2 separate regions of the Mus musculus genome follow, and region 2 is linked to region 1. Evidence: chromatin loops called from intact Hi-C (ENCODE). Cell type or tissue: heart. All regions are shown on one strand. Each heading gives the region's core, and the rest is flanking DNA. Links, peaks and the distances in the headings are about the cores only.

What was found. Peaks named below come from ENCODE experiments on the same cell type or tissue, not always from the same donor. Only the 100,000 strongest peaks of a DNase experiment are listed, where the experiment ranks them.
Region 2: a loop joins it to region 1, with 2.3 times the contacts of the local background. A loop is called at or near these places in 6 of 42 quality-filtered maps.

Annotation. Positions count from the first base shown.
Region 1 is chr2:128,424,712-128,434,937 of GRCm38, forward strand. It overlaps Morrbid (myeloid RNA regulator of BCL2L11 induced cell death), which reads right to left and starts at 4,640. Exons shown (of 3, transcript NR_028589.1): 1 at 4,383-4,640. Gm36154 (a long non-coding RNA gene) reads right to left here. Exons shown (of 3, transcript XR_374969.3): 2 at 9,106-9,189; 3 at 6,086-7,107. It overlaps Gm29010 (a long non-coding RNA gene), which reads left to right and starts at 8,999. Exons shown (of 6, transcript XR_374966.3): 1 at 8,999-9,170. In heart, for the core only: no CTCF peak of the experiment used is centred there; DNase peaks (open chromatin) are centred at 4,340, 4,710, 5,210, 7,280 and 2 weaker places; H3K4me3 peaks cover 2,414 bases; H3K27ac peaks cover 3,290 bases.
Region 2 is chr2:128,502,088-128,512,313 of GRCm38, forward strand. It overlaps Gm39928 (a long non-coding RNA gene), which reads right to left. Exons shown (of 3, transcript XR_866723.3): 2 at 394-505. Among named protein-coding and RNA genes, the nearest start is that of Gm39927, 15 kb to the right of the region's middle. In heart, for the core only: a CTCF peak has its summit at 973 (motif pointing left); DNase peaks (open chromatin) are centred at 1,604 and 5,694; H3K4me3 peaks cover 664 bases; H3K27ac peaks cover 1,935 bases.

The DNA of each region.
Region 1 (10,226 bases), core at 852-8,851:
CAGAAGTCCCCATTTGCATGTACTCAACCTAGAAAGCAAAAGATAAGCTGGGAACCCAAGCTAGATTAGAGATACTGCCTCTCTCACTTCTCAAGCTATACAAAGGACAACCAGCTTTTCATCAGAAAGAATCCTATGAGACCAGCTGATCACTGGCTCCCCTCTCCTTCCTGTGAACCAGTTTCCTTCAAACTTGCTGTCTCTTCTTTGAGAACCAGGATCCAGCCAGAACCTGTGAGGATCCCTGCCCTTGACCCAGAGAAGGGCCCTCAGGTTCCTGCTATTAGAGTAGCTTTGGGGACCCACGACTGTGCCAACCACATTGTGATGGTTTGTATATGCTTGACCCAGGAAGTGGCACTATGAGAGTGTGTGGCTCTGTTGGAGTAGGTGTGGCCTTGTTGGAGTAGGTGTGTCACTGTGGGTGTGGGCTTTAAGACCCTCATCCTAGCTGCCTGAAAGCCAGTATTTTGCTAGCAGTCTTCAGTTGAAGTTATAGAACTCTCAGCTCCTCCTGCACCATGCCTGCCTGGATGCTGCCATGTTCCTGCCTTGATGATAATGGACTGAAACCCTGAACCTGTAAGCCAGCCCCAATTAAATGTTGTCCTTTATAAGACTTGCATTGGTCATGGTGTCTGCTCACAGCAGTAAAACCCTAACTAAGACACACACATTACATCCACAATGCTCTAACACAGCCAGGCCAGTCTCAGCTCCTGGAGCTTAAACACTGCACACAGGACTGACAGCTCAAAGACCAAAATGACCCTAGCTCCTTCTGGCCCCCGAGGGTGGGCACGAGAATGTGGCTGGCTTTTGAGACTTTGGAGTTGGTAAGGAAATGCCACACTGCTTCATTTGGGTCTCTGGGGGCTTATTTAATGTTTTCAGTATGATGTGTCTTCCATTCACAATCACTTTCAAGTAGCAAGAATCTAAATGAGTTAAGGGACAATTGTCACTGGATTCAGCTGGAAAACAACAGCACCAAATCAAGTTGTGCCACCTTCAGCAGGCCCATGTCTCAGGGGCCTGGGTTTCCTGACCTTTGGCCCAGATGGCCCTGCGTATTACACAGGAAGCCCTATTGGCTGCCTGCTCCTGCTCATTTTCCTGTGCTGAATGGATGGGTAGTGTCTCTCTGGCACCTTCACTGAGACACTGAGTAAGGCAAGTAACTGCCCCCTTCCTTTGGTCCTGAGGGCTGTTGTGGAGTTAAATGAAGGGCCCATGAAGTGTGGTTGGGCTGAATAAAATGGGAACTGTACTTTTGTAATGTTGTTGATAATAACAATGAGGAGGAGGAAGGGGAGGAGGACGAGGAAGGTTATAGTGATAACAATGATGTTGATAATAATGATGATGATGAGGAAGATGGGGAGGAGGGGGTGGGGAGGAAGATGGAGAGGAAGAGGAAGGTTATGGTGATAACAATAATGTTGATAATAATGAGGAGGAGGAGGAGGAGGAGGAAGGGGAGGAGGGGGATGGGGAGGGAGATGGGGAGGATGAGGAAGGTTAGAGTGATAATGACAGCTAAAACCCAGTTTCCTGAGAGGACCAAGAAGCAGTCTCCATTTGCCTAATAAGCATGACCCTGGTGAGTGCAGAGCCTGCTATAGATTGAGACCTCAAAGAGACCTTGTTTCAAGGACAGTATCCATTCTTGATGAAATACCACAGGGCTAGGGAGCCCAGAACAGATGCAAGAGGCTGGTGACATCTCTGAGGACATACCTGTCCTGGTGACAGTATCTCCTGGCAACTGGTATATACCCCAAGGTCTTCCCAAGGTTCACAGTCATAAGAGTCTCACTCTTCCTCCACAGTGAGGAAGGCAGGACACCAGGCAGGACCTTCAAGCTCTCACAGCACTTCCACCAGAAGCAGACAGAGTTTGTGCTGTGGAGACCTCTGCACAAAATGTCTCAGGGCAGATATCCCATGATGATGAAGACAAGAGGAGACAGGGCCACAAGTCCCAGGTTAGTCCCAGGTTGAGCCTACCATGACAGCAGGATTCTGGGCAACTTCCACTGTCATCAAGTCTGAAGCACTTTCTGTTTGTCACAGTGCTAGGTTACAAAGGTAACCGTGTACATCTTTCCCTGGGTCCTGGTAGTCTGAACTCAGGTCCTGCTGCTTGCACGTCACGCTCTTTACTTACCATGGAGCCACCCCCTCAATGCACAAACTGTGGTTTCGGGCACCCGTTTTCACACTTGTCCTTAGTCTTTTTCCTGCCTTGTTCAATAACTCTCTTCTAATTACTTAAGAGACCCGTCAGTCCATCCCTGCTATTTCTTATGGTAAGAGGCCATTGGCTGTCAGAATCCACATGACTGCCTGACCTCTATATGACGGATCAAAATCAATGCCTAAAACAAAACACAACACCACCAAGCCATAATCCAGCAATCCTCACATGAGGTTTGAAGACACAAAACCCAGCGATAGGCTCACTGCTGTGACCTGCATATATGTGACGACATGGGAACCCATGTAAGTGTGCTCAGCCCACAGACATACTGTGCCACAATTCTTGATCCCATGACGTGGCATTTCTCTGGTTACTTGGACAGCTTACTTACCAAGAGCACCAAACCAACTAGGAATGATGGGCTCTCTCTATTGGCTACCTCTGGCTTGTCAATCACTTTCTGTAAAAGTCCTGTGGCCAACTACAAACATGCAAACTATGTGCCTTCAGAGGACTGGAAACTAAGTGGACCAGGGAGAGGTAAGATACTGGAGTCCTGCCTCCATCCAGGCCCTTTCCTGAATTCCTGGCAGGTGCTAACTCCTTGGGCCCCTTGCGCGGGGGTAGATGAACAATGATCTAGAAGTCCAAGGTCTCCAGAAGTGGGTCAGCAGGACCTGGGGCCCACTGGCCTCCCTTCTAATCCAATCTTAATCTTGCTATCCAAGTTTTGTGGCTTCAGGGTGTGGCCCCAGAGAGCTGGGACCCACCCACAGTTATCTAAACACAGATAAACAATCTTCAGGCAGAGCCACAGAACTAGCCAGGAAAAGATTCAAACCCTGTGTTGACCTGTGAAGCCTTTGGCGACTCCTTGGGTTCCGTGTATAGAACTGCTCTAGGATAGGAATTCTTCTCAAAGGTATTTGGAGGCTTTCTTTCTCTGAAGCTTGCACTCTGATTTATTTAAGCCAAGTTAGTGCCTGCCTCTTGTGGAAGCCAGCTTCAAAATTCATGTCTCACCCGATTCTCCCAATCATAAGGGTGTGAACTATTTCAAAGGGTGGGGTGCGACTGCGGCTCTAGACTACCCTGGTCCTTCCTGCACCCCAGAGTTCGTTTAACAAACTCTGTGCTCGGTCAGGGGCAGGACCCAAAATGATTGTCATCAGCCCAGGCATGCTGAAGAAGCCGAACACAGTATTCCTGACAAGGAGACAGCCAAGAGACCTCTCAGGTACATTCCAGGAGAAAGCTGAACGTGTGTGACTATCCTCTTCACAGAGGGCCAGGCAATGCTGATATCATGCAAAGACCCGAGCCGGCAAACTCCTGTTACGCTCAGAGTGAATGGAGCTGCTCTCAGGGCTCATTCAGTTAGGTTGCTGACTCATTCTTAACCCGGGAAGCCCCACACGCCCCAGTGAGTTGCTCAGAACAGGCTCCTGTCTTCCCTGCAGCCTGCTATGCAGCTTTTTAAGCAAATGACCGCTTTTTAGATTTGCTTTAAAAGTGGCACAGCAGTTACTGTAACTGTTTATTTGACAGTAAAGATGTTTGTAAGAATAGCAGTAACTCAGCCCACTCCCTTCCCCCATCTTCCACCATGCCCTTCCTGGTCCCTAGCCTGTGGCTTTTCTTTCTGCTTTTGAACACATTTTCCACCTGGAGCGTTAAAGGGAAGCACGGGATGTAGCGTGTTCAGAGAAAAGACAAAATTCTGCCTCGCTGCCATACTTCTTGCCCTGAAGCTGGACAGCTCAGGCCTGGCTGCCTGAGTCAGAGACCAGAAGCTGCCCCCGGGGTTGGCTCTTCCTTCTGCTTCTTAGGAGCGGAAACTAGTTCAACCTCAGTGCCCAGTTAACACAAACTCACCCACCTCCGTCTCTGACCTTCACTTTAGCTTCTAGCTAGGAATCCGTGGTGGCTTCCTTCCCAGGCAAGCCTCACGCTCTCCTCTGAGACAGCATAACACACAGCCACCATCCACAAGGCACAGCTCAGAAACTTCCTCCAAGAGTCCCGCAACAGACACAACAGGTGGGCTGGAGGCAGAGGGAGCCACTTTTCTGACCTCACAAAACCTTCAAAGTCTGGGAGAAGCAGTGTCTACCCCAGAACACAGCAGCTGTCACAGCTCAGAGGTGCACGGAAAACATCTTTGACTGAGAGTACTCACCAGGGAGAAGCTGATAGACGGGTCCGCCTGCCTTCCCAGCCACTGTGCTGTGAAGATCCCAAGATATGCGCAGCTTGCCTGGAAAGTCACTTTGAAACTTAGAAAGCAGACACTGCAAAGTCACCCAGTCCCCTCATTCTCAGAGATGTCCACATGATTAGGAAAAAAAAAAAAAAAGACAAGAAAAGAAAAAAAAAAACTGCAAAGCAGACACCTCAGTCTTCATTGTCACTGGAACCAGATGACTCGTGCTGACTCAGAGCCACCACTTCCTCTCCCGACATTCTCTTCATACTTTGTGAGCCCGCCTGGTCTGGTTCCCAGGGTCTCTACCACCCTTCCGGAAAGAGCAGCTTCCCAGACCTTGGGTGTGGAAGCCCCAGGCTTGTAGCCAGTGATCACCCTCATCAGGGAGGAGACGCTTTGGTTAGGAGACTTGGGGGTAACTGAAAATAAAAGGCAGAGATCTCACATGCACACGGGTGCTGTAACACGCTGGCCGTCCACAGAAGAGGGAAGAACCCATTTTTGCTATTTCCTTAAGGCATCTGAGTTTGCTTGGCCCTGATATCCCCTATTTCAGTCCATGATTTTTTTTTTTCTGCACAGAGTTTTGATCTAAAATCATTATATCTATTCTGAGCTGGCTGTTAGCATGTGTGACTTAGTCTTGCTAGGCTAAATCACATGAATAAAAGAACCAAGGAGTAAAAAACAAAGTTATGGTTCTCTAACTTTGAAAGAATCCTGAACGTTTCCATGCAAGAACCAAGAGCCCGCCTCTATGTCTGAGTTTTCTTTTGAATGATGCAGAGGGCGGGGCTGTCTTCCGCAGCTTCAAGCTTTTTTGAACTATGAGAAGTACTCCAGAGAAAGCGGAACCCATGTACCACTGAGCAGCCTCTGGTGAGGCCAGGTAGGGTTGCTGTGATTGTTGATATCTTTGCCCACCCCTCCCTGCCCCCAAAAGTCAGCACTGTCCAAAAAAAAAAAAAAAAAAAAAAAAAAAAAGCAGAGGTTTCACTTTTGAAACGTACATTTCAGTATATCAGAGAATCTTAACACAGCATACGTAAGAGCAGATATGTGTGCCAGAGAGTCTCTTAAACAGGTTAGGGAAAAGCTAACAGTATAGGCAGGGAGGAGAGAGAATTTGGGGGTACAGGGGCAAGGGAAGAAACTCATCCATTCATAGGTCAAGACCCCTCTGAGGGTCAAATGACCCTTTCCCAGGGGACAACCAAGACCATTGGAAATCACAGATATTTATATTATAATTCATAACAGTAGCAAAACTCCAGTTATGAAGTAGCAATGGAAATAATCTCCAGTTGGGGCTCCCCACAACATGAGGAGCTTATTAAAGGAGTAGCAGGGCTAGGAAGGTTGAGAATGTTCAGTCCTAAGGAGACGGAGGATTTGGCCTTGGCAACAGCTTGCAAGTACATTGTCCTCTAAAGCCTCCAAACACCAGTCCAGCTCCTCCAGGACATCGTGTTGTTTGAGCAGGCTATCTAGCACAGTCTGCCCAGACTTCCGAGAACAGCAAAATATATGAGGGGAGGGCTTTTCAATACAAACCATAACTGGTTATCATTAAAAGACCGATATACTTGGCCCATTTGCAAAATCCAGACAATGGTAGTTCCTTCCTCTGTATGAAAATGAAAAGCTAACTCCAGGGTCTGTAACTGTGGTGAGTGTCTCTGTTCTCTTATACCACTGAGCAGGTCAAAGCTGGCCTCTGACAATGTGTGTGGTTTGCTGTTGAAAGTTTTCCTACCAGTATAGTATTTGAGTCACGGGCCACAACCAAAAGTCTAGGCTCAAAGAGACGACTTGCACACTAAAGAGGTAACCTCTTGTTAAAATTCAGAGCCTATGAATAAAATGCACGACCACAAACGGTTATTTAACAATGCGGACAGTAGTGAAGACAATGGCAGCGTACTGAGAGCAAAGGACAGGAAGTGTGGAGTTCAGTCATTCACAGACTCAACAAATGTGGTCCAGATGCCAGGCTCTGATGCTGAGCCTTGGGAAACAGCAGGGGGTGGGGTCGGGAGGGAAGGTCCCCTGTGCTCAGGAAGCTTGTATTCTCAAGGGATAGGACAGAAAATAAGCACACAGGACGAACTCGAGATCATGATGTGGTCAGTGTGAAAAATTGCTAATAAAGTCAAAGCCATTGAGATGAGTGGGCTGCTGAGACAGGCCTGGGGCTGGGGAAGGAGGCAAGGAAGGGGCTGGGCTGCTGTGCCTGCTGGAATAAGATAGCATGAGACAGGCTGGATTATATGAGAGTGGAGGGGTCTGATTGGAATTTTCCAAGGATAACACTTGCTAAAAGCAGAGCACATGGGAGTCTGGTCACCTCCACTTTGGGTCTGATGAGGGTGATGGAATCCAAGCAATGTGTGCAGTCAGAGGTGTGGGATGGGTTGGGTAGCCCAGTGGTAGGTACAGATTACTCCAACAGAACTCTTGGACTTTAGGGTTGAGGAGCAGAGTGGTGCCACCTGCTAAGAGGAGGAAGGTTGAGGGAGTTGAGGGAGGAGACAGTCCAAGTGAGGAAGACATCAAGAACACCGGCTCCGTTTCCGCTGCTGTTTGGCTTTGCCTATCAGATGTCACGTGGAGATGCTTATAAAGATGTTGGTAGACTTTAAATGCCAGGAGTAGGTTTGTGTTGAAGATTTCAGAGGTGGTGATCTAAAGGCCCGGCCTGGAGGGGAGAGACACATAGAGATGAAAGATGAGCAAGGCGGTTTGGACCCTTGGCCAGTGAGCCTGGAGGAGAACCAAGAAAGCCAGGGCTCACAGCCAAGGGCTGGAGGTTTCAAGAAGGCAGAAGAGGCTGACTGGCCAGGACTCCAAGGAGTTCCCGTCAGACAGAAACAGGGTGGGGCATGTTGGCCAAGGCTCAGGAGGCCATGGTGACCAGGTACCTGACCTGGCAGCCTCTGTGACCCTAGACACAGCTTGGCGGTAAGTAGCTGGGATCAGGGTGAGCTCAGCCAAAAGAGAGGGAGCCACACCTACAAGCAGCACCCTCCAACGCAGCATCAAGGAAATGGATACGTGGCACTTTGAGGAACAATGACATCCAGTTAAATGGCAGAAGCTAGGCATGGTACTACACACCTATATAAGTATTGGAGAGAGAAAGGCCAGAGGTTTGTGAGTTCAAGGTCAGCCTAGACTACATAATGAGATTTTTATCTTAATCAAATACCCCATTTGGATGCTGTAGCTGCCCCTTGTTGTGTGTAACTCGCGGTTTTGTTGGCCTATGGATGAGTTACAGCGTTAGGAGCTCACTATCAACCAGGACATCGCCCACCAGTCAGTGTTCCGGGTTTCCTTTAGCCCTGCAGACACCATAGCTCTGGTCTGAGGTTATTGTTCAGGTTAGGCATCTCTGGCTCAGTGAAGACAGACTGTAGTTTTGAAACAGGAAAAAAGTAAAGTAACCCAGTTTCTAAGAGGGCAGTTGCAACTCTTACTTGGGACTGACAGATAAGCATGTGGGCAGCTTCTCTCAGTTATAACCAATATCTCGCAATGCCTTCCCATGACATGATATAAGTACCAAATTGTATAGGCTAATCTGTCAAAACTATCTTTTTAAAAGAACATCTAGAACCTCCTTGGTCGGATGCAGACTGCCTTGAGATGGCATGGATCCTCTTCTCTGAGACAACAGCATCTTAACCTCTAGATGAGTCCTTAGCAATATTAGCTTAATTTTCAGTTCTCATTGTTCATAATGGCCCTAATGACTCCCTCGAATGTACCTCCAAGGCATACTTCTCTCAAGAACTCTGTTTTAATTGCACTGAGAGGAAATCACACTTGCTGTGTGGGGTGGCTGGCAGATGGTTGGATTCCATCTAATCTGATTTTGCCAAAATTCATTCCTATTAATCGTTGAGGGCTTTTAGTGGAAAAGAGAGTTTTAGTTCTTACCTAAGCAAGGCCACTCTGACTCCAGGCCTGAGAGGAGGTGCCTGGGGAAGCACTGTGGGCCCTGAGGGTCACCCTCCCCTCCCCCACCCAGCCCCTGCTTTCTAGGCCTTGAAATCTCCATTCATTCTCCCTGGTTACCCCCACCCCCATCCCCAGGTTTCCCGGCCTTCTCTGAATGGCTTCTTTTACTTTTGCAGTGACCCAAAGCCACAGCTCTGAGAAGACCACTCTCTGGCTTTCACATCTGCATAGCATCTTGAGTGTAGGTGGGGTGGAGGTAGAAGGGGTTGTCCTTGAATCCAAGAAACTAGGGTTTGGAACTGGGCTCCCAACCTAGTGGCCTTGAAGATGGGCCTGTAACCCGCGTAAACTCAGGCCGTGTAAACGGTGGCCAGGCACGCTCCCGTGAATACCCTCATCGCAGCATTTGGTGAGCTTAAAGGTTCAGGTTAGTGGTTGAAAATGAAGTCCATTAGTCAGTACCAGCAAAGGCCTTTATTGTAGACGTGTAATATTCTTATCTAATAGCACCCCTTCCCGGGCCTCTCCCCTTCCCTTCTCCTTCTTGTGCCTCTCACTCCCACCTCTTATTGGGTCAGCCTGCCCATGACTGAACAAAAGCAGTGATGACTTAAGTTAGGGAGAAGTCTGGCACTGACCGTGTGGGCGGTGGGACAGCCCCAGGATATGATCAGGCACTTGTCTTTCTGATCTACCATCTGGAACTTGCCTTTCCCTAGATGACTCCACATACCCAAACAGCTGCTGAATCTCCAGTAGATGAAGAATCTATATTCTTCATCTTGACAGTAGGAGGAGGTAAGGTTCTGTCGTCTCCCTATTAGGAAAAAAGAGAAAAGTGAGCAAGGGCCAAACAATTATATGTAGTGTATATAACACCCAGCCCTATCCCCACTGCTGTGGGGCTTTGCTGAAGCGGCTACGTGGTAAGTATCTCCACGTCCAGAAGTAGGCCTTGTGGTCTCTCCTAGCTGCTAAATGTAGTCTTGTCTTCGGGCTGACATATAATAGGGCTTTCAGGTAAGCAGGACAGAAAGAAGACATATCTATTCCTAACCAGCAGGATTGGCTATGGCCCAGGGACCCAGGGTGACCATCAGTGCCCTTCCATGGGATCTGATGCAGAACATGATGGACGAGGTAGTCCATGTTCCCATGTTCCCTGTGGACCACAGGTGGAGGGGCACAGTCCCACTACACAGAGCATAGCAGCGCACAGCAGCACCAGACTGGCAGAGTGAGACCAGGAGGGAGGCTGCTTTGACCTCTGGCTAGGCAGAAACCTTGTCACCTCTTGACCAAGCTCATTTACATGGGATCTGGTTTGTGCTGACTCAACACCCACGAAGAAAGATGCTCGTTGTAATGAATATGCTAAGGTTTAACGGATGATGCACTGGGGGCTCCTTTCTGCTCTCTGCAGCCACTTCATTCATGCTGCCTCCCCTCCCCCCATCAATGTTTCTTCTATTTCCTCCTCCAAGAAAACCCTGTTTAGTCTTGAAGCCCTGACACCCAAATTCCTCTCTCTATAGACATCCCCTCCACTCTTCTGCACTCATTCAATCCTTGGTCTTAATGCGCTCTCTCCTTTTGCTGAAGTTCTTCACTGCCCCCTCCCATCATGGAGACAGGAGGACCGAGAGGGAAAATCCCACCCCACCCACACAGACTCCCACGTGTGACCTTTTGTTTGTGCTGGATGACTGAATGAAAGCAGCGGAAGGAATGAGATTTGGTTTCTATGCAAACTAAATCCGAACAGGACTTTCTGAGCAGGGCTGTTGGGTGTGAACCCAGGGCTGCTGAGTGTGGACCCAGGCTATCTCCATCAGCTCTGGGTAGCACCTCTCT
Region 2 (10,226 bases), core at 746-8,745, 77 kb after region 1:
TGGCACTGACTACTGCTGGCCACCACGCATAAGTTTGGACAAACAACCAATGTGTACATATGCAGTAAAGTTTTTTGCAAAGACACTGCCTGACCCAGGCATGATAATGAGGCTTTGGGAGTATAACCAATCAGATGTGAGACATGCAAATGAGGTATGATAATGAGGCTCTGTGAGGTACAGAGAGAGAGAGAGTAGCCAATCAGATGAGGAACATGCAAATGAGGCTTAGTGCATAACCAATCCGGGTGTGAGACACGCCTCTCCTAGGCCTATATAAGCAGCACCAGTTCTGGGCTCGCTGGTCGAGTAGGGCACGTGCAAGACCTTCCCTTCCCTTTTCTTCCCTTCTCCCCTTGTCTCCCCTCCCCTTGGAAATGTTATTTTACTTACTTATTTTGTGAGATAGTCTCCATCTTTTCAGTGCAGTCTGGATAAACTTGCTATGTAGACGGAGCTGACCTTGAAGTCAAGGCAATCTTTTTGTCTCATCCTTTCCCAAGAGCTGGAATGACATTCAAGAGCATCCACATTTACCTTCCTGGACAGTTTTACTTGTGCTTCATATTAATCTATAGTTTTAGGGGGTACTTTTAACTTGAAAATTGCTGTAAGAACATGTATCGATCACTTGTATCCAATTAATCACATCTGGTTCTATGCTTTCTTGTGAACACTTTCCCTGAGTCACTGATTTTCCTGTATGAGTCTGATGCTTTTCCCCCGAGGACTGTTTTCTTTAAATACCTGTGTTTGTGGGTGTGTTACCAGTGCACTAGAGGTTACTTGTTGCTGTTTCCTGCTTTCTGGTCTGATGACTGGTGAAGCTTGTGGTCATCATCTGTCAGTGGATGTGGCTCTGCATTACCTCATGGAGTTCCCCACCCACCCACCCATCCACCCACTGCAGCTCTGGTCCCTGTGAGCGCCCCCTTCTGGTTATCCAGTACAGGTAAGGGTTTTTATCCTCTACAAAGCTTACTCGATTACTCTCTAGAGATGGAGGATGAGAGGTCAGCAGGTCCCATTGCTCTGGCTAGCCCTCTTGGGATACATTTGAAAAGAGAAGTGAGAGCCAGGCCCGGGAGACAGGGAAGAGGGATAAAAAGAGACACAGACTCTTAAAGTCATCATGTCCCTTCTTGGCCTGGTTCAGGCAGAGTTTCAGGAGATCTTTACCTTCTCTCCTTTCTCCCCTGCCCTCCTGTGCTGGGCTGGGCCAAAAGCCAAAGCTGAGAGCAGCTCCCAGCTCTTCCTTCTGCTCTTTGCCAATGCTAAGCACCCTTTTTGTGGCTGCCCCCTGTGGCCAGCACACCAGTGTGTTCTTCAGAGGACCCAGCAGGCTTCTCACTACCCATTCACCCCCCCCCAACAGTCAGTAAAGTATCCTCTCTCTGAAGGAAGAAGCAGAGATCTGTCAGCTGATAGGTCAAACATTCACTGGGTGCTGTTACTGCTGGGTACTTAGAGGGGAGGGATGAACACATATAAATACGGCCAAGGTTCTGAGTTTTGGTGCCTCCTGGATTGGCCATATGACTTCCTTCATCCATCACTAAGTCATCAATAGTTTGTGGGGGCAGGGGTTGCAGTTTGGCTCAACCTCTCAAGCTCCCATGATTTGCTATAAAAAGCATTTGCTCCAAGGTCCTGCTGCTCACAGAACTAGACCCATGGAACAGACCCAAATCTGACTAACAGTTGGAGCCAAGCCTAACCAGAAGCAGCCAGATTTCAACTGACCCACAGATGCACAAGCAAAGAAAATATATACTTGTCCTTGATCAGTCACAGGACCATAGGTTAATTCTTAGGGGGCATTAGTGCAGCCATGCCTGATTAACAATACGCTTTACTGATCAGCCTTCATCACTGAAAGAGGTAAGAATTAGTTAAAAAACATCATCTTTCAGCCAAATGCAGCACAGTGTGAGACGGGGTAAGAAAGGAGTAAAATGTATAGTTACATTTCAATAGGTATTGATTTCAATAAAAGAATCTATCTATCATCATATATTTATCTACCTGTTTGTTTGTTTGTTTAGTATTTGACAAGGTATCACTTTGTTGCCCACCGATGGCTTGAAATTTACTATGTAGTCCAGGCTGGCTTCAATCTTATAGCAGTTCTCCTGCCTCATCTTCTCAAGTGCTGGGATTATAGGAATGAGCCACCACACTTGACTGTGAGTCACTATAGCCAAACACATGACATAGACTACAGATGAGGAATATATAGCTTATAGCCTTAAATATGAAACTCCAAGCTTCATAGCACAGGCTGGCCAAAGCTACCACTTGGCTGAATTACTTCTTGACACAGATAGCCACAAAGATCCAGGTAGAGCCAAACTCAGGCTTTTATAACAACTCTGTCTAGAAACTACTATAGAGTCAGGAAAACTACCCACTGGCCCAGGACCTCTAAGGTCCAACCACTCCCAACAGGTCCAACATTGGGTGGTAACCCAGAGAGTCAAGACTTTAATCACTCTGGGGATGGGAATGTTGCTAAAATTCCTTCCCTCTGAGAGGCAGAGGTAAACAATATCTCCCCAGTAACTCTAATTTATTCATAACCTATTTTAATGATAGTTCATAAATGCTTTAACCTCCCTTGTAGCCTACCACCCACCAGAGGTAGTGAAAAATAAAGTGGACCTGTGGATACTGAGGAAGTGGACCTGTGGCAGCTAGATCCACTCACAAACACTTCACGGATACACCAGCAGTCCAGTTCAGTAAAGTTAGGACAGAAAACATGAATCAGCAGCAGTGGCACCATCTAGCAGGGACAGCCAGGCCTCAGCCTTGGCACAAGTCAGCAGAAGGAACCCGGAGGAATGCCAGGAGAAGTTCTCAATTGTGCCTTTCTTGGCGAAGTGAAGATTCAGTGAAGATGCAAGACGCACAAGCATTGCACAGCTAGCTCTATAAGCAAGCATAGCTCAGGCCCCATCACTGTCCATTGAGTCCTATTTATACCCTCCAAACATCACATGTCCTCCACCTGCTTTCCTTAGCATGTGTCTTGCCTCAGATGACATCACTCTGCCAATCAACCCAAGTCTACAGAAGCAGCAAGAAACTGCAGCACAGCACCAGGAATTTTTGGTGCATTTCTCTCCATGGAGTCCTGACAAATGCATCTCAACTATGCAATGTAAGGCAGACTAATACATGTGTGTCGCTAGCAAAGAATCCTTACGTTTCCACTTCCCCTCCTCCTAAGGTCTCAATGACAAACCAAGATATGATTCTGTGGAAGTTCTTTCTGGGAAAACCAATGAGTTATTGGGCTGATTTACAGAGCAATGGGTGAGGGGTTTGGGGCAGGAGCAGGAGTGACCTAAAGCACCAAGCATGGCTGCATAGATGGAGCCTCTCCCCTAATCCTTCCATTAGTCCTTCGCAGAGACCCCAAGCCACATGTAATGCAGAATTCCAGGCAACTGGTAGAGAGGATAGTTGGATACTTGGTAAATGTCCCACAATTCTCTTTGCTCCCTCCTTCTAAAAGGTAAGGTCATCAGTCAATAAACTATAGATTACTTTGATGTTTAAAAATGCTTCTCTCAAGGGCTGAGGATGGCTTAGCAGTTAAGAGCACTGGTTGCTCTTACAGAGATTTGGCTCACAGCTAGCTATAACACCAGTTCTAGGGGAATCTGATGCCTTCTTCTGGACTTTGCTAGCACTGCAGATGTGCACATGACATACAGGCATAAATAATAAAAACAATTTTAAAATCTTTAAGGTACATAGAAGTACAAGTCTACAAAAAGAGCCAAGGTCACCTTGGAGGAGGACGAAGCTTGAGAATTGCTACTGCAAAGAGACTGCAGTACTTAAGACAGTGCTGCTTGTTGTGAATGTGTAGACAAATAGAAAAACAGAACAGAAAACTGTAGCTAGAAACAGAGCTTTGGATGGGTGTCCATATGCAACAATAGCAAAAGATAAAGATAAAAAGATGTTTTCAATGAAAGTTTTGGGGTCAATCAGGTATTTCATATAGAGAAAAATTAACTGTGAAGCACACCTGATACTATGTATAAAAGCCAATGCCAGTATTATTGTTTCCCTAAAGGTGGAGAGCAAAACAAATGAAGTGTCCATCATGATATGCAGGAGAGTAATTGTGCTGGCTAGTGTTACATCAACTTGACCCAAACTAGAGTCATTGGAGAGGAGAGAGACTTAGGTGAGAAAATGCCTCCCTAAGATCCACCTGTAGGCAAGCCTATTTGGCATTTTCTTAATTAGTGATTGATGAGTGAAGGCCCAGCTCATTGTGGGTGGTGCCTTCCCTGGGCTGGTGGTCATGGGTTAGATAAGAAAGCAGGCTGAGCAAGTCATAAGGAGCAAGCCAGTAAGCAGCAGCCCTCCACGACCTCTGCATCGGTGCCTGCCTCCAGGTTCAAGCTCTGCTTGATTGAGCTCCTGTCCTGAGTTCCTTCAGTGCTGTGGAAGTGTAAGCCAAATAAAGCCCTACCTCCTCAAGTTACTTTGGTCATGGTATGTCATCACAGCAATAGAAACCATAACTAAGACAGTAATCTTATAATCTTAGCTGGGTGTGGTGGTGCACACTTTTAATCCCAGCACTTGGGAGGCAGAGGCAGGCGAATTTCTGAGTTTGAGGTCAGTCTGGTCTACAGAGTGAGTTCCAGGACAGCCAGAGCTATACAGAGAAACCCTGTCTCGAAAAAAAAAATCATAATCTTGAGCTAGTAGAAGAGTTTTCAATGGGACAGAAAACCACTAACAGGTAAATCAAGAGATGGCTCAGCAGTGAATTCATACTGGCCTTGCAGAAGACCTGAGTGTGGTTCCCAGCACCCACAATGGGCGGCCCACAACTGTCTATAACTCCTGCTCCAGGAAATCCTGCATTTACATGCACTGGCCCACAGACAGATAAACGCACATATACATTCTATTTAAAAAGATTGAATTGCTAAATTCAATTTCATCACAATTAAGAATGTCTGTCTCTCCATTTAGAGGGTGAGATGCTTATGTGCTGAGAGACAGTTAGTTGTAGAATGAAGATCCAACAAAGAATTCATATCCAACATATATAAAGAATATCTCCAAACCAGGTAAAGTCTGACAGTCTAGTGTAACAACTGAGCAATAGTGTCATCGGGCCCTTCACAAAAAGGAACAGCACAAACAACCAGCAAAGAGCTGAAAAGGTACACATTATTACTCATTGTGGGAAAAACAAAAAACAAAAAACCCTTCTGTCCACCTTATAGAAGGATCTCACAGATGAGTATCTAAAGGCTGCCAAGCACAAAGGGACCATACTGTGGCATTCCATTTAAGTATGGAGTCAAAGCGTTAGTCAAAATAGCAGCTGCTTCTGAAAGAGGTGATTTTTTTTTTTTTTTTTTTTTTTTTTTGGGAGAGGCATGAACGCATGCCCAGGGTTACAGTGTTCAAAACCCTTCTGTAGATGCCCTGATTCCTCATAGTATACATTTCCCCCTGTGCATGTTGAAAGATTTCCCCCACACTTGAAGAAACACCAACAAAAGCCTCCAGAAAGCAAGAGAGGTCGCCCAGAAGCTGCCAGGAGTGTGAGCAAAAGGCAGCCCAGCTGAGAGTGAGGCTGACCAGAGCCTGCAAGCAGAGTCAGGAAGCAAGACCGGATTCCTCACTTATCGGATCTTCCAGGCGGAATCAAGCGCCTGCTCCTGCTGAAACGGAACAGCTGCTACCCTCAGTATCAGACAGGGATGCTTAGGAAATCTGGCTCTGGCCACATGGAAAACCTCGCTGCGGTTTTGAACCATCTCCAAGTCTTTGCTGATATAACGAAAGGAAGAAATGTGTATGCATCGAGGTAATCCCACCCTACCTCCCCCAAAAGAAATCTCTCTCTGAAAATGACCAGGAAGCAACAGTGGAACCCTGGTGTTCTACTCTTTTGCCTCTTGGAACGGACACAGCCCCTTCAATGGTGACAGCCCCTTCAATGGTGCTGCTGACAAGCATGGGTGAGTGTGAGCCTCATGCCAGGAAGTATCTGGCACAGACACTCAGTTAATCCCACAAGTCCATATTTTATCATCCCCATCTCTAATGTTCAGATGAGGATAGTGAAGTACAAATATGGACTGTAATTAGAAACACAAGAGGCAGTGAAATGCATCAAGCACCTAGACCTATGTTTGCTCCTCGGTACCAACTGAAAAGATAAAATAATACTGTTTAAAAGCTGAGTGCAATGGCCTTGGAATCACAGCACTTCAGAGGCAGAGGCAGTATGGGTAGTACCCTGGGGTGCTCATTGTCCAGCCAACCTAGCCTGCTTTGTAGGCTCTAAGCCAATGAAGACCGCATCTTAGAAGTAACAAAAGAATGGGCTGGAGAGTTGGCTCAGTGGTTAAGAGCTGCTCTTCCAAAAGACCTGGAATTGGCTCCCAGCACCTACATGGAAGCTAAGAGCCATCTGTAACTCCAGTTCTAAGAGATATGACATCTTCTTCTGACCTCCAAGGACACTGCATACACATGGCACACAGACAGACAGACAGACAGATGACAGACAAAACACCCATAAAACCCACATTAAAAAAATGAAAACAGTAACAAAACAAGAAAAGGCTTGAAGAAGAATACCAAAAGCTGTCCTCTGGGCTCCATGTACACACACACACGTATGTCTGCACACACTAGAGTGTGCGCACACATAAAATCTTGGTACCCTGATAATTCCTACCTCAGTAGGTAGCAGAGCTGGGCTTTGTCTCCCTTCATCTCTGCACTATTCCAGCTCCTGATGTCACAGTCAAAATCACCCCATAAGCTACCCAGGTTCATATCTGCAAGACCAGTTGTCTCCTGGTCGAATAGTCTTAGGGAATTCGTGTCTGATGTAAATAATCTATGTACAGAGATGCAAAATGTGTATTCCACTGGGGGAAAAATTGAATTCAGTTTGATTACCTCACAGGTTAACATTTTCAGGAAAGTAACCACAAATACAAAATTTCATCAAGTAGAAATAATGTTCTTTTTAAGAGGTTCATATATATTCTGGAAAGTTCAATTCAACCACAGCCTAAATCCTGCTGTTTATTCTACAATAATGGTCAGGCCCAGAAAAAGGTTTCCCCTTGACAAAAGCCTTTGAAGAGGAGGCTTGCCAGTGAAAGAAAACATCTGTAGTGGGGTTGCTAACCACTGCTCCACACGGTACCCAGAGGAGGGAATCCCCCAAGCCATGATGCTACTCCTACTACCAAGTGGTTCATCAGAGATCTGGGGGCAACGGTCCCATGAGCTGGACCAGTTATCTTGGTATCAAGAGGTTCCCAGACCACCTTTGGGTGCTAAAGTCATATTTGCATTCAATCCACAAACACCACCCTGTGTACTTTAAATCACACAGATGACTCATACCACATAATACAATGCGGAAGCCGTGCAAGTGGCTGTTGGACCATATTGTTTAAAGAATGATGAGAAAATAAATCTGTAACTGTTTAGTACAAATGCATTTCTTTCACAAGTTGAATCCATGTGTGCAGAACCCTTGAATATAGAAGGCCAACTGTGCTATCAAGAGCTCTCCTCTCCTTACTATCTAGTGCATCCTAGAGGTAGACTAGTGGGCATGAATATTTCATGCTTTTAAGGGCTGGGATGGCTCTGGAAACACAGATGTAAAGTCCCCCAAAGCCATGGACTTGAACTGATTCCCAATGGAAAGAGCTACACTGAGGTTATAGTTTCTCTCCTTCAAAGGATAGACTCCATATCACTGTGGAGGTTTGTAAACAGCAGCCATCGAGGGCAATGAAGAGAGACGCATGCAATTTGGAGCAAGGTAGTGGTCATTTGCATCATGATTAGCAAGTACCTTACTTTCTTGTATACAATCTATTATTGCTACCTTTCTCAAATCCCCCTTCTCTGGGTACAGTGACAGAGCCAGCTCACTCAAAGTTCACAACCACAAATGGAATCCTTGTTTCTGTGCTCAGACTAAAATGTCTGAGTTTCACAGGATAATGGATGAGGAGAAAAATAAAGACAGATACCATAGTTGTTCAGTGTGCAGATCAGGGGACACTGTACCTAAGAGATCAGACATAGTTTTCTCAGGAATAGCATCCCAGGGGAGGGCACCCAGGTGAACGTCAGGTACAGCCTGATAAGTATCCCTCGTGTGGAAGAAAGCCACAGGTTCCTGTATAACAAATCAGGGTAAAGGACATAAATCCTATTGGGATTCACAGTCACAATTCGCAGTCACAATTCGAAATCACAGTTCCCTCCTTTGCTCAGCACTCTCCTGTGGGTGACCCAGTCACGACCAATCAAGTTCTTGAGGCAACTGTGAAAGTGTGGCATCAGGTGCTGACTATCTAGTGGGCGGCTGTCCAGCCTCAGACAGTTTGGATCTACAGGCCTTGCCTTGAGAGACCTCCTGGGCCTAATTCCACTGGGTAGGGAGCTTTCTTGAGCCTAACTTTCAGGCTAGTTAGGATTCCTGGTTTCTTCCAATTCATTGTTTTTGGTGGTGGTGGTAGTGGTGGTGGTTATAATGTTTTGTTCTGGACAGTACTGGGGATTGAACCTAGAACCTCATACACGCTGGGCAAGTATTCTGCCCCTGAGCTATAGTCTTAGTATTCTTTTGACTTTATATTTTAAGATAAGGCCTCACTAAGATCTCCAATCTAATACAGGTCTTCAACTTGCAATTCTACTGCCTCAACATCCCAAGTAGTTCTTGCCCCACTAGGGGCTACTGTTAGATTTACTTAAATTAGCATAGTGATCCTTTCTCTTTAGCTGACACAGGACATTAGTCTCATAGGTGGCACCAGATGCTGGTACCAGGGGAAAGGTGTTCTAGGGATATTTCTACCTATGGATGACCAGTGCCCCACCCCCCATGGTCGCAGCTCCCTCATGCCCTGCCTCATTCAGTTCACAAAGCATGTTTTCAAACACAGAATCATTTCCAAGCCAGCCTCCACTCCGTTTCTTCTTTGTGGATGTTGCCTATACAACTTTCAGCCTTTCACATATTGTGTGGAGTGTCTCTCTGAAATATGATTCTCCTTTTATTTCCTTTGCCTCAACTTCTGGCATGTACAAGTTTCTCTTTCTCTCTTTTTAAACAAGCTAAGAAAGTCAATCTGAGGGAATGTTTTTGAGATTTTTCTTTACCCAAACCTGATTGATGTATGCTACAAAAACACCAAGATTCTTCAAGCAAGCTCTGCACCGGGGAGAGAAAATCCAACAATACAGCTGCCAACACCCTTCAAAGATTGTTTTTCAAGTCCCTCGCTCCCAACAGTCCTCAGTGGGTTAAACCAGGTTGCAGACTTCACTACAGACCAGATTTCTTTCCAACACTTTATGGACCTTGCTCCTCCTCTGGCCGGCACTGACTGACAGCATCATGATGATTCCTCTCTCAAGCATCTGGCTCTGCAACTTGATTATTTCCATTTTTATTTTTTTTAACCTACTGACAACTGCCACGCATGTGCAGCTGGGACCTCCCAGTCTCCCTTCCATGGGCTCCGTGGGCTCTGCGGGCTCCATGGGCTTGACTCCTCCATGGCCAGGACACCCACAGCAGGCACTCAGGCTTCTGCATGATGTAGAATAATTCTGACCCAACCCTCCAATGGCAATCAAATCTGTCCTCAGCCAGGGCCCTGTTTATTGTTGCTAGAGAGGAATGCGGGAGAGGGACGGAAGAGAGACTTTGTCTTAGGGAAATATTGCATAGGATAGCATGCTGCTCTGAGAGGCAAAAAGATGGAGAGATGACCCTTGCTTCTGCAGTTGTCCTTGCATTAAAGCCACCTTTGTGCTATGGTGGCACTATACTATCTATTAACAGAACGAGGAAGGGACTAGGTAAATGGACTAGTGAATAAATGCAAGTATAAGGACCGGCATTCAGAGATCCAGGCTGCCCGTGTCAGCCAGCCTATAATTCCAACACTCAGGAGGTTGATACAGGGGCTCTTCCAGAGCAAGCTCGCTAGCTACTCAAGCCCATAGCATCAGTATCTGGGTTCAACTGAGAGACCTGGCCTCAAAGAACAAAGCAGAGCTGCCAAGGAAAACATCTAAAGCCAACATTGTACATGCATATACACCATTATCCACATGAGCCCACACACATTAGGAACATACACACTACACACACCTGCACATTAAAAAGTAAAATTTAAATAAAT